2 separate regions of the Homo sapiens genome follow, and region 1 is linked to region 2. A link is an interaction called in ENCODE POLR2A ChIA-PET data of the cell type or tissue named here. Cell type or tissue: PC-3. All regions are shown on one strand. Each heading gives the region's core, and the rest is flanking DNA. Links, peaks and the distances in the headings are about the cores only.

Region 1 (6,919 bases), core at 632-5,631, 120 kb after region 2:
CCCGAGTAGCTGGCATGACAGGCGTGCACCACCACACCCAGCTAATTTTTGTATTTTTGGTAGAGACAGGGTTTTTCCATGTTGCCCAGGCTGGTCTCGAACTCCTGACCTCAAGTGATCCACTTGCCTTGGATTCCCAAAGTGCTGGGATTACAGGCATGGAACACCTTGTCCAGCCACATTAGTTAATTTAATCATTTACTTGGTTAAATGCAATAAACTGTTTTCCCTCTTTATTTTCTGCATCAGAATATCTTACTGGGAACAAAGGAAAAGCATAAGAAATCAAGGGGGTAATGGTAATGTGATTTGATTGTGTGGGTTTCTTCTTCACCTTGAGAGACCAGAACACATCACCAGAGTATTCTACTGCAGCCCAAACCAGTGAGCATCAAGGCTCCAAGAGGCGTAAGAGGTCACCTGATGCATCTAACTGGTTTAGGAAGGAACCTGAGGCCCAGGGAAGGTCCCGTGGTCTTGATTGTCAATGGTGGATGCCTGCTGTCCACCAGTGCTCCAGGTGCTCTCAGTACACACAGCACCTGAAAACAAGGCATCACTTGGACAAGGGGGAGAAGTCTCCACATTTAGTGGATCCTGGGTAGAAATATGAATAACTTATTTCAGTTGTTGGAAAGCCTTTCATCTAGTGTGTTCAAATAGAAGGTGAAAAATGGGCCTATGTGTTTTCTGAGTCACACTAGATTTCCTCTTATCCCCATTTCTGAGCCTGCTTAATGATTTGCAGGAGTAGTTTAATAGAGCCCTCAATGGTGGTGGTAGCAGTGCTAGAATTTCTGACTTGGGTCCCCAGGAAGAATAAACACATATCCTCTTTAGTTGAGTGAGATCTCTTCACATCTCTTCAAGTCTGGCATCCATAAGCTGCAAACGGACTAAGATGCCCTTAGCTTTCTCAAGCGTCCAGCTGACATCCAACAGGGCCAAGTTCTCTGCCAAGTTCCCAATGGGTCATGACCTCATTTTTCAAGATGGTAACATGGATGAGCTGGGGCGATAATGAGATGACATATTTTAGTGATGAACTTCATTTAGATTTGTATTATCATTTTTTATTGTGAAATAATACATTCAAAAGATTATATGCCATACATGTGTAATTAAAAGATGAATAATAAAATGACCACCCATGTAACTACCACCCAACTTTTAAATTAGAACATATTAATATAACCTTATATGGGCTAGACTGAAAGCTCCTTGAGAGGCTGTGTGTGTGTGTGTGTGTGTATATATATATATATGACATATGTTACGTGTGTGTGAATAAATGTATATATATACAATTTTTTAGTACTTAGCAAGTACTGTATATATAAAATGTACATATATAAAATATATACACATATATAAACATACATATACACATATATATTTATTTGTATATACAAAATCAATTGCTTAAAGAGGTTAAGCAATTTGACCAAGGTTACACACTCACAAGAGGCAGATCTGGATTTGAAACCAGGCTTCTCAAAACTTGCAATCTCACTCACCCTACCTTCTTGACTAATCTTTTACAGCCCTTTGCTCTCCTCTACAACCTTTAGTGGAGTGCTGAGTGCATGACTGGCATTCAGTCAGAACCAAGGGAGGGTTGCCTGGTTGAGATTTAGAACACAGAGGATAAATAAAGCAAGTTGACAAGCAGTGCAGGAGCCCGCTCCTACTACAGAGCTGGCTAATTGTGCACACCTTTTTCCAATTTCGTGTTTGGTGCCATCACACTGGGTGCTCCACATTGGCTGTGGTGGGAATATTTACACCATGGAAATTGGCAAATGTGACCAGTCATGGCTCCCTTTTCCCCACTGTGGGGCTGTTGTAAAGTCTTTTGATGGTGTGTTGTGGCTGATCACAGGGAGGAACATCAGAAACATGTCTATGAGGGACATTCAGCTCTGCTGTATTCTTTACAAAAGTCCATACCCCTAATCTAATCATGAAAACACAACACACAGACCCAGATTGGGGAACTTTCTACAGGATGCCTGACAAGCCCCAAACTATCAAGTGTTAAAGCTGCAAGAGGCCTAAGAGATCACCTGATGCATCCTACTGTCTTCAAAAATCTTGAACCAGTTTTAAAAAATTGCGATAGTTTACATAAAAATCAAGATTTCTGCAATAGTAGTATTGTAATCACACCCAGCAAAAATTGGCTAGAACTGAGTGAGTTTCCCCCTTTTATTGGTGTCTGAATTCTCCAGTTTACAGTCGTTTCTATCTTTCATACAACTGTACTCAAATGTACCTAAGCCGGTCCAAACCCGCATATTCTATTGCCTGTCAGGCTCCTCAAGGCAATTGGGTTTATCTTTGTAGTCTATATTAACTTAAATGTGCAGTAAGACTGGGGAGAGAAGCCAGCCGGGCTGGAGTGCTGGGGGAAGTCTTTCTGGAGAGGTGCCTTTGCCTGGTGCCAAAGAGCAGCAATTCTCAGTGTGGGACCACCAGCATCGGCATCACCTGGGAACTTGTTAGAAATGCACATTCTTGGCACCATCCCAGACCTACTGAACCAGATACTCTGGAGGTGGGGCCGGCAACCTTTGGTTCAGCAAGCCCTGTGGGTGATTTGAATGTGTGCTAAAATTGGAGAACCACTGCATAGGCAGGCAGGTTTGAGATGGGCAGAGCCAGGTGGTCCAGGCAAGATGCCTCACTCTAGTAGTGGGGAGCTGGGAGTGGGCATGGACCATTTCATGGGTTTGCAAGTCAGTGTGCTGTGGGACAGAGCCTGGGGTCCGTGTGAGTTTTCAAGTCTATGGACCCTGGGCATATGCTGTATGGATGTGGGCTTTGCTTCCAACTGTTTCCGATGCTCTGTGTCAGAATGGGTAGGCGCCTGCCTGGGTTGAGGCTCAGGATTCCATGCTTGTCCTCTTTGGTGCTTCCTTCAGCAGCCACCCCATCCTTGCGCCATCAAAATCTCTGCAATGTGGATTTAGTGAGAAAAGAGAAAACAGTCCATTGTGGTTTCTTTTGATTGGCAGGTGATTAACCCCTTGGAGTCAGTCCTTTGTCCATGTGGCAGTTCCCTGGGTCTGAGTTGAGTGAGAGGGTTATGTAAATATGAGAAAATGTCAACAGATGTAAAGTATGTATCATGTACATTCCTACCTCCTTACTCTATTTTTAAGGACCTAGATCAAGTTTTACCTCCTCCTGAGTCCCTGTCAGGACTGTCTCTCCACTCTCTGTGTGTAACTCCTTGATATTTGCAGAGTGTCTGCGCTTCTGCCGTTGTGAACTGACCCCTAGGGATTCCCATCCGTATCCTCTTCCTCCTCCAGCTTCCCTCCTGACTCACTGCCTAACTCTTACTCATCTTTCAGGCTTCTTGTTAAATGTCACCATTTCTAGAAGCCCTTGCTGACCACACAGGGAATGGGACAGTTTCTTAGATCTGCTGGCATTGCCTGATTACTCTGACAGGAATTGTCACGTTGATCACTGTCCCAGCATCTAGCACAGTGCAGCGCACATAAGTGGTGCTCAGTCAGCACTCACTTCATGAACAAGTTGCCTGCAAACACACAGTGCACAGCATTGCCTAGTGGTTAAGCACCCTGGCTCTAGAATAATCAGTCTGTGTCTGAATCCTGGCTCCACCTAACTGGTAGTGTGGACAAACCACTTAACATCGCTGCGCTTTCTATTAAGGGACACATTGCTAGTACTGACTACAGGGTGTTTCATGGTGACCAAATGAGCTAAAATACTTAAAGCATGTAAAGAAATCTCCAGCAAATAGTAAGTGCTCAACAGCTATTAGCAGTCAACAGGCTTTTGGTGATGATTTATTGAATGAGACTGATGATATCTGACCTGAAGAAATTCTATTTATTTAAGTGGAAATATTTGTGAGACCTGACCCCAAAAAAGGGATGGAGGCATGCCTACCTGCTCAACAAGTGGTGCCTTTATTTTATTTTATTTTATTTTATTTTATTTTATTTTATTTTATTTTATTTTATTTTATTTTATTGAGATGGAATCTCGCTCGGTCACCCAGGCTGGAGTGCAGTGGCGTGATCTTGGCTCACTGCAATCTCTGCCTCCCAGTTTCAAGTAATTCTCATCCCTCAGCCTCTCAAGCAGCTGGGATTACAGGCATGCACCACTATGCCCAGCTAATTTTTGTATTTTTAGTAGAGACGGGGTTTCACCATGTTGCCCAGGCTGGTCTCGAACTCCTGACCTCAAGTGATCCACCTGCCTTGACCTCCCAAAGTGCTGGGATTACAGGTGTGAGCCACGGTGTCCGGACAAGTGGTGCCTTTACTGCTCTTCTTTTTTTCTTCTTTCTCCAGGGTAGCAACAAGTTGGGACTGATCAGGCTCACCAGACTTATTTGGGGTAGATGTATTCTAAGAGATAAACCCAAAGTTCAGAAGCTTTTCTGCTGTTTAGACTGACTCCATTAGTATTTCTTCCAAACAGCTTAAAGGTGTTAAATCTATTTGCTTGCTAGAGACACATGTATGTGACTGCAAGCCTATTTGTATCTGGGGAAGAGATTCTGAATGTGATCCAGTTCCTGTGCATTTTACCTATTTTATCTTGAGTTGGCTGCCTTCTGCCACAGGGTTGTAATTAATATTGTGTAGAACAGGAGGCTCATTAAATCGCCTCATTATGACTGTTCAGGTTCTGGGGTTTGGCTGAAAAGGATTTCCCTATTATCAGTGCCTGACATATATTCCTAATCAAGCAGGCCAATTCTCTTCTGTCAAGGACTGTCTTCCAAATGGAGATGGTATTTATTCTGACTTGTACTATTAGTGTGAAAGATGTTGGTTCTGCTGAGAGACATATAGGTCCCTGTCACAGGTCAGAGCTTTTTTTTCACAGACATGCAGAATGTAGGAATTCATAAGACACCATGCTTTTAGAGGCTGGCCTGTCAGTTGGGTTCATTCTTAAGTCTTTGGTGGAGGCAGAATTTTTGAAAAGGAAAATAAACATGATTATAAATTTTTGGAATCTTTGTGTCAGAAGAGGCTTTAGTAGCCATGTGACCTTCCACTCAACAGATGAGTTTTCTCTTACCAATTATGATTCCTGATTCTCAATCTTTGCTTGATGGCTTCCTTTGACAAAGAGCTCAGTACCTCTAGTGTGGCCATTTCAGACAGATCTAAGGAAAATCCGTGGCAATGTTGACTTGTAATTTGTCTTCCTCTTACTAACCCATTGTCCATCCTCTTACTAACCCATTGTCCCTAGTTCTGCCATTCAGAGCTGCACAAAACAAGTCTGGTCACTATTCTTTGAGAAAGCACTTTGAGCATTTGAGATAGCTCCCTCCTTCCCTTCTAATCTCTTCTTTAGATTAAATGTCTTCTCTTTATGGTTAGTCAGATCCTTCATCCTGCTATTCACTGATGCAAAATGAGATACCTTTCAGCCCTCCTCAGATGTGGTATCCAGAAGTGAATGAACCTTGCATGTGTGGTTAGTTCACCTGAAGGTCCAGGGAGGGGCTTCTGGAATTTTCCATGGAGGACAGTGTCACATGGTATTTTTGCCAGGTGGTGAGAAGTGTTGTTCTCTCTTCCTCAGGACCTTTTACTGCAGGGACCTGTACCTTACTGCAATCACACTTGCTCACTGCATGGTCGCTGGGGATACACCACTGAACTGGGCTTATGCTTAGAGCCTTTGGAGTTAGGCTGCCAGCATACAAAGCCCAGCTGTGCTGCTTGCAATTTGGTGTGATGTTGGGCAAGTTGTTCAACTTCTCTGAGCCTTGGTTGGGATGATAATAAGGTTTACCTCAGAAGCTGTTATGAGAATTCCTAAGATCAGGCATGTAATGGTTTAGCAGAACTTCTGAAAAATACTTAATAAAGTGCTGATAATTATTAATAACAACTAAACACCAATTATCTATACCCCACTTCTTCCCTTATCCTGAGCTTTGAGTCTCTGAATTTTGACCTTTAGCGGGTAATGCCAAACCTGAGAAGGGGGTGGGGCAGGAAATTTGTGGTAATTCCAAATGAATTTGTCTTTCACTTGAGTTCTTTTTTTATGTCCAATCTCAATACACTCATCGAGAACCTTTTCCATCCAGATTACTTTTTATATAATGTCGCATTTCATGTGAGAGAGAGAGAAAAAGAGAGTCCATGAACTCTATGTTCTTTCAAATGCTTTAGTGGAATGATCTCTCTCTCTCTTTCTCTCTCTCTCTTTCCTGTCCTGGGTCCTTCCTTCAAATGAACTGTTACTCAGAACCCCAGTGTGTAAGACAGATAACAGCTGAGCAGGTCCCTCTGGCAGTTCTCATCTTCTCTCCTTGGCAGAAGCAGCCTCATTGTTTGGGAAACCCCTGGAGGTTATCTGTGGAACCCCAGGATTCTGAGATGTATGTTTGAAAGCCTCTGCAAGAACCAGTTCCACATCCAAGTTTCTGAAATCTGGCCCTAATCCTTTCATTTGCCTGATCTCTTCCTGTGGGGTCATCTCACCTCCACCTTAGGTCAGAGGTCCCCACTCGCCTAACACACATCACTCTCTGACCCAACTGCTGTGAAGCTCTTCCCAGCTCTGACCTCCAAATACTTTTTAATTTTGTTCTCTTCTCTTGACCTCTGTGTCCCAGCCCCACTGAGAGCTGACAGCCATTCTCCACCCTGTCTTAAAGAGGGTCTCCAGGATTTAGGGGTGGAGTAGTGGAGGGGTGGTGGGATGGGACAAGAGGCAAGTGAAAGCCACACTTGGAGGGGGGCTCTGGCAGGGGAGAATGGAGAAGGGACAGATGTCCCTCAAAACTGAAGAGGTAGCCATTCAAGTGACAAACCTTTTACAAATCCAAATCTCTTTGACCTTTCTGCAGTATTCATTCATTCATGCATGCAAGCATTCGTTCGTTCAACAAGTGTTCACT
Region 2 (6,919 bases), core at 1,308-6,307:
GGTAGAAATGGATTGCTTTCATGAAACTGAGGTGAGGAGCTCAAGTCCAGAGTTCTTTCTAATAAAGCACTTTATCGTTTGCTCATGGAATTTTATTTATTTTGTGTATTCCAGAATCACAGTCAGTTCAGAATCTCTGAGTTTTTTCAAAGTTGGCTTCTTGTTGCAGAAATGTTCACAGAACATTTTCCACGGAGGGAGTCATGGCCTGGGAAGACTATCAGAAATGAGAAAATATTTCTTTTTCTTACATTTTTGTTAAATTATGGATTCTTAGTTGATTTTCTTGCTAAAAATGTTCATTTCAGGTCCACTAGGTGTCAGTTGCCATCTCTTACATCTTTTTTTTAACTGCCTTCTTTTAAATGCCACTGTTAACCATTAAAATGGCAAGTGCCCAGACATCACTTATACAAATAAACCTGAAGGGAAAATTCTGCAGATTATGGTTTTTTTGATTTGTGCTGTCCAATGTAGTAGTCATTAGCCACACATGACTACTGAGCATTTGAAATGTGGTGAGTTCAAATTGAGGTGTGCTGTAGGTTATAAAGTACACACCAGATTGTAGACTTTGTACAAAAAAAAGTAAAAATATTACATTAATAAGTTTTTATTGATAGCACTTAAAATGATATCTTAAATATATTTTAACAGAATATATTATTACAATTAATTTCCCCATGTCATTTTATTTCTTGAAATGTGATTAGAAGGAAATTTAAAATCACATATGTAGCTAATATTTGTGGTTTGCATTATAAATTTCTAGGAGACAGCACTAATATAGACAGATTGCTGGTTATGCATTTGCTAATCTCTTTCAAGAAAGACCCAGAAACTACAGTTCTCCAATCTGGATCTCAGAGATTATGAGAGAACCAGGCCACTTTCTTTTTTTTTTTTTTTTTTTTGCTTCATAGTAAATTTTTAAAGATGGAAAATGCCAGAAGCAGAGTTACATAAATTGCTCCATATTTTTGTATTGCAAACATTTATACCTAACAAATCACCACTTTTAATATAAAAATACATTGCATTGTAATATATTGTGCCAGCCTTAATACAATTTTAGGATTTATAGAAAGAGGACAATACGGGTGATATGATCCAGTTATGCAACAATTTGAAAGTTGGTAAAAGAACTTCTTTCCATCTCTTGGTTTATATCTGTAAATTGTATGTATAACCTTATTCAGAGATGACTTCAGAAGTCTAAATTAGATGCCATATTTGTAAGTGAGGGCTGGGTCCAGTGGCCCACATGTTGCCACCCCACCCCACCTCACCTCAGTAGTGACAAGCCCTGCTTTTGATCTTTTACATCTGCTACTTGTACCTTTTATGTGCCAGGCTCTCTATGTACACTTTACATTACTTGGAAGCCTTGCAACAACCTGTGAGAAAGATGTCATTGTTGGAGGGTGAAAAGATGACTGCTAATTCTTCCCCAAACTCCTTTCAGCAATGATGTCCTTTAAGGGGTGAGGGCGATCAGAAGTTTTGGGCCGAAAGGATAATGCATAATAAAGGCAGAGAGTGACACGAAATGAAACCCTTGTTGCCTGTCTACCTATAGTTAACCTTGTCTTCTCACCTGTGCTGCATGGAGACGCTCCCAGAAAGCACTTTCTCAGGAACTGATTGTTTGCTTTTGTGTATGCTAGACTGCCCTAAATTGGAAGTATTTTCAAAACTATTTTCTGGAGGGGTGGGAGGAAAGCTACAGCCGATGCCTTGCATGACAGCGCTACCTCTTAGCTACAAATTACTCATTTCAAACCCTGCGTTAGGCGGATGCCGCTTTGCCAATGGGGTTCTCAGGTTCTTACTCTCCTCTATGTATATGCCCTTTATGTCTGTCATGTTGGGTTTTGTTTTGTGACTATGTAAATCGGAGCCAAGGGAGTTTCTTTTTTCTCCATGGTTGGAACCACGGTGAGGCTTTCTCCACAATCCAGCACTTTATACACTTCTGCACTGTGTGGGCAGAAAGCAAGGCGGAGGGAGCTCTTGAATGCGATTTTCACCTGGTTTAAACAAGAGCTTTGATTTTTTTCCTGTTCTTAATCATTTGGGGGCTTGAAGTGAAAGCAGGATTCATAGAGTTTTTTTTTTTTTTTTTTTTTTTAAACTCTGTTTTGGGCTATAGCATGCTTGGATTTTAACACATTATTGATAAAAGGATCCCACAGACTTCTGGAATATGGTAGAATGCTGATTTTATTTATTTATTATTTAGTTAGTTAGTTAGTTTAGGGAGGTTTTCTGTCCTTTTCTGATGCATCTCTGTATGTGGCTAATTACAAAGGCCAACTAGATATTTTCTTCGCCAAACTAGAGCTGGCTGGAAAAAACTTCTCTCACATATTCATTTAGCTAACATTTACTGAGCCTCTACTATGTGCTTGTGCTTAGATCCGGGGATCCAAAGACAGATGAAACAAGGTCCTTGCCCTCAAGCGGCTGAAGGTCAAGACGAGGAAGACATGAGAAAGTGAACATTAGCTAGGAGGTGACCCACGAGCTACATTTTGAAGGGCAGGTAGCTTTAGCTAGGTGAAGAAGGTGGGGATAAGGTTTTTGTTTTTTTTTAATAGATTTTATTTTTTAGAGCAATTTTAGGTTTACAGCAAAAATTGAGCATAAGATAGAGAGAATTCCCATACACGCTCTGACCCCACCAAGGTGTAGACTCCCCCATTAAGTACAATTGTTACAACTGAGGAACCTACAATGACACATCTTTATCACCCAGAGTCTGTAGTTTACATTAGGATTCACTCCTGGTGGTGTACATTCTGTGGGTTTGGACAAATGTATAATGACATGTATCCCCCATTATAGTATCCTACAGAGTAGTTTCACTGTGCTAAAAATCCTCTGTGCTCTGCCTACTCATCCCTTCCTCCTCCCTCAGCCCTTGAAACCACTGTCTTTTGACTGTCTCTACAGGTTTGTCTTTTCCAGAATGTCGTATAGTTGGGACTATACAGTATATAACCTTTTCAGATTGACTTCTTTTGCTTAGTGATATGCATCTAAGGTTACTTCATGTTTTTTCATGGCTTGATAGCTCATTTCTCTTCAGCACTAAATAATATCCCACTGTCTGGATGTACCACAGTTTATTAACCATTCACCTGCTGAAGGCCATCTTAGATTCTTCCAACTTTTGGCAGGGCTAGGTATTTTAAGCAGATATGCTAGGACTTGTGAAGAGGATGAGAACAAGGTCCTTTTGGAAACTTGTACTTGGTATACAGAGTAGAGGGAAGTTTTATGCACAGTAACAGAGAAGGCTCATCCATCATCCAGGGGATCAATCCCAAACCATGTTGTGGGTCCTGTCACTTTTCCACCATTATAATGTGTCATCTTGTAGAGCTTGCTTAGAAACAGATATAGGAAAATCTTATTTCATATAATTCACAAGCTTATTTGGTTAATTTTTAACCTTACTTAAAAACAAAAATCTTCCTTTAGGATGATTTTAAGTTATGGGTTATGTTACAAAAATTAAGTGAAGGGAAATAGTAACTGGTGGGTTTGAGTAGTTTGGCCTACTTATGACTCAAAGAATTGTTTCGTTTTGGTTTTTGGTGAGAGCTCCATTGCATATTTTGGACAGAAGCCCAACTTTGGAGGTTGTTGTTGTTGGTGGTGGTGGTAGTAATCTATCCAATTTAGCTGAATGCTGGTGAGCCACCCTCCATTTCGAAATAAACTAAATAATAAGTGAGTCACTCTGAGAACATAGTCTACAGCCTCATTAACAGGAAAACAATTACTGTTCCCGTTCAATACTTTATGAACTAAGTGGAGTTTACATGACAGATGTAGTTATGCCTTTAGCATGCTTGTGATCAATCTGATCAATATTTCACTTAAATAATCTACAGGCACCTTAGTTTTTTTTCCTTGACAGACTTTATCTCTTAATTTAACAAACATTGTTTGATCTTGTGATAGTCTCTCTTAAACACACTTGAGTTATTCATGAGCTCTTTCAGTAACTGTGTCCCTAAGAAAGTCAGTTGTTTACAGCTTGGCGAAGTAGTATTTTATTTCCATTTGCAAAGGCACTTTGAAAAGTATAAGGTGTGATGTAAATGCCGACTATTATTATTCTATAATTTTTTGCTCCTTCTCCCCTTTTTTTCCAGGACAATGAAATAATTCAATATGGGGATCTCTGTTTTATACTGTTGAACTATTAAGAAATCATCTCATGAACATAGAGATGTTCATATGATTTGACTCAATAATCCCATACCTAAGGATAGTTACTAAATAAATAAATCCACAGAAATAAGTCTCTTTGCCGTTCACTGCTTGGTCGTAATGGTGCTATTTACAATAACGGGAGACTCAACTCAACTTGTAAGCTAACAAAGTAGAAATTCCAAACATTTAACATGATGGAAATGCTTTAATAACCAAATGCAGGAGAAAATACTATGTTGGCATGGTTTTGACGGTTGGCACAGAAAGTTGGAAAGAAGCTTATGATAGATTGTATGAAAGAGCAGAATATGAATTGAGCCATGTACACAATCATATAGAATGGATAAGCCTATGGGAAAAATTACGACATTAGAATATGGGAGAAGGGAATTGGAAGACGGAATTTATTGTACTATTCTTTACTGAAATGTTTCTTAATATTGATGTAATATCTTGTCAATGATTTTAAAATTAAAGCCTTGTAGGTCCTTAATCTAAAGAGTGCCCACAAAATTTCATACTTGTGGCAACCTTTAAAAGAAACTATTTGCTATGGGGTGACCAAAGGCATCATCACATTCAGAGCATATTTATTAGACATCATTCGTTTGTGGAGGAGGATTATTAATACTTGCCCTCTAGTGGCTTAAAGTTGTAAACAAACAATTTTGGCTTAGTTTTTGGTTGCTATTGCTAATGGCCCTGTTTGTGAGGATAAAACTGATATGGTTTGGATCTGTGTCCCCGCCAAATTGCATGTCGAATTGTAGTCCCCAGTGTTGGAGGTAGGGCCTAGTGGGAGGTGATTGGATCATGGAGGTGGATTTCTCATGAATGACTTAGCACCACCCTTTGGTACTGTTTTCAGTAGTGAGTGAGTTCTCAGGAGATCTCGTCATTTAAAAGTGTGTGGCACCTCCCACTCCTTTCTTTTGCTGCTCCAGCCCTATCTGTTCCCTCCTGGCCTTCCACCATGATTGTAATTTTCCCGAGGCTTTCCCAGAAGGTAAACAGATGCCAACATCATGCTTTCTGTACAGCCTGCAGAACTGTGAGCCAATTAAACCTTGTCTCTTTATAAACTACGCAGTCTCAGGTGTTTCTTTTCTTTTTTTTTTTTTTTTGAGACTGAGTCTTGCTCTGTAGCCCAGGCTGGAGTGCAGTGGTGTGATCTCGGCTCACTGCAACCTTCGCCTCCCAGGTTCAAGCGATTGTCCTGCCTCAGCCTCCCGAGTAGCTGGGGTTACAGGCGCCTGCCACCACACACGGCTGATTTTTGTATTTTTAGTAGAGACAGGGTTTCACCATGTTGGTCAGGCTGGTCTCAAACTCCTGACCTCAGGTGATTCACCAGCCTCGGCCTCTCAAAGTTCTGGGATTACAGGCGTGAGCCACCACGCCCAGCCTAGGTACTTCTTTATAGCAATGTGAGAACAGACTAATATAAAACCTTGCTGTAAAATGAAAACTCACATGGGTATGTCCAAAAAGCACCATATGGTCAGTGTCTCCTATCCTAAACCTGCCCGTTGTAGCTTTTTTGCCCACATTTCTGAGGGCAGAGCAGCATAGACATTGGGAACCTGGCCTCTGCAATGAAAAGAACTGGCTACGTGAACTGAGGTTCTGCCGCACACCCACCTGCTTGGTGACCTTGGGCACATTCTATCACTTTGCTTTCCTCATTTACTAAAAGGGGTAATAATAATGCTACCATGCTACATGGCATGTAAAGTGCTATTATCATTACTACTTTTCCACCACTGATTCTAAGGCTCTAGTGCTGATCTTGGTGCTGGGGATGAGCAGAGAAATATAAGATGTATAGGCTTTTAATGGGATTTTCAACTGCTTAAAGAGATAAGATCTATTTCCATGCAATGATTGTGAAAATACATAGTAAATGCTAAAGGAGTAATAAAATTATATATTATTGCTTCTAAGGTAGTATTTTTCACATTTTATGTCTGTATTATTGGGATGCATCTAATAAGTGATAATGATTTACTATTTGGCAGCCTAATTGGCAGCATCTTTTCATTTTTAGTGGTATATAAAATAATGTTACATCTTAAACTGATTCAGTGCAATGTGGTAGTTAGTACATATGTTAGTACATATGTTACATTTAAAAAATATTTATCAAGGACCAGGTAAAGGATAAAATGAGTTATAAGCATTATCAAAAATAATCCTCAGAGTAAGTTCTGTGAATTTGGGAAATGGGAAAACCATGGGAGAAATTATCAATGAATTTTAAGGCAGTGAGGTTATAAAGGATTCCTAAGGTCTGACTTGAACTAAGCTGCACAATAAGGAGAGCCAATTTGGATAAGCTGAAAGAAGAGGGGTAGGGATGCCGGGAATATTTGCTGTCAGTGAGTTGTGCTCGGGTTATTCATTCCTTAGTAGAATCTCTCCCATCCTTACTGAATTTTTTTTAAAGGGAAGACTTGGGACAGCTTTTCTTTAGTCTGATATCTTCTCTCATCTATTTTGCTTTTTTTTTTTGAGACAGAGTCTTACTCTGGAGCGCAGTGGTGAGATCTCAGCTCACCTTCACCTCCTGGGTTCAAGCAATTCTCCCAACTCAGTCTCCCAAGTAGGTAAGCTGGGAGAATCAGGCTGCTACGGGGGCACACCACCACGTCTGGCTAACTTTTGTATTTTTTGGTAGAGACGGGGTTTACCA

Evidence for each region. ChIA-PET counts read pairs that join two places held together with the same protein. Peaks named below come from ENCODE experiments on the same cell type or tissue, not always from the same donor. Only the 100,000 strongest peaks of a DNase experiment are listed, where the experiment ranks them.
Region 1: POLR2A ChIA-PET joins it to region 2 with 10 read pairs; 1 of 35 experiments calls an interaction of 5 or more read pairs at or near these places.

The regions. Positions count from the first base shown.
Region 1 is chr10:62,882,532-62,889,450 of GRCh38, reverse strand. No RefSeq gene overlaps it. Among named protein-coding and RNA genes, the nearest start is that of EGR2, 70 kb to the right of the region's middle. In PC-3, for the core only: no CTCF peak of the experiment used is centred there; a DNase peak (open chromatin) is centred at 3,130; H3K4me3 peaks cover 459 bases; H3K27ac peaks cover 1,575 bases.
Region 2 is chr10:63,002,202-63,009,120 of GRCh38, reverse strand. No RefSeq gene overlaps it. Among named protein-coding and RNA genes, the nearest start is that of NRBF2, 130 kb to the left of the region's middle. In PC-3, for the core only: CTCF peaks have their summits at 4,659 and 4,859 (motif pointing left); DNase peaks (open chromatin) are centred at 3,650 and 4,880; H3K4me3 peaks cover 475 bases; H3K27ac peaks cover 763 bases.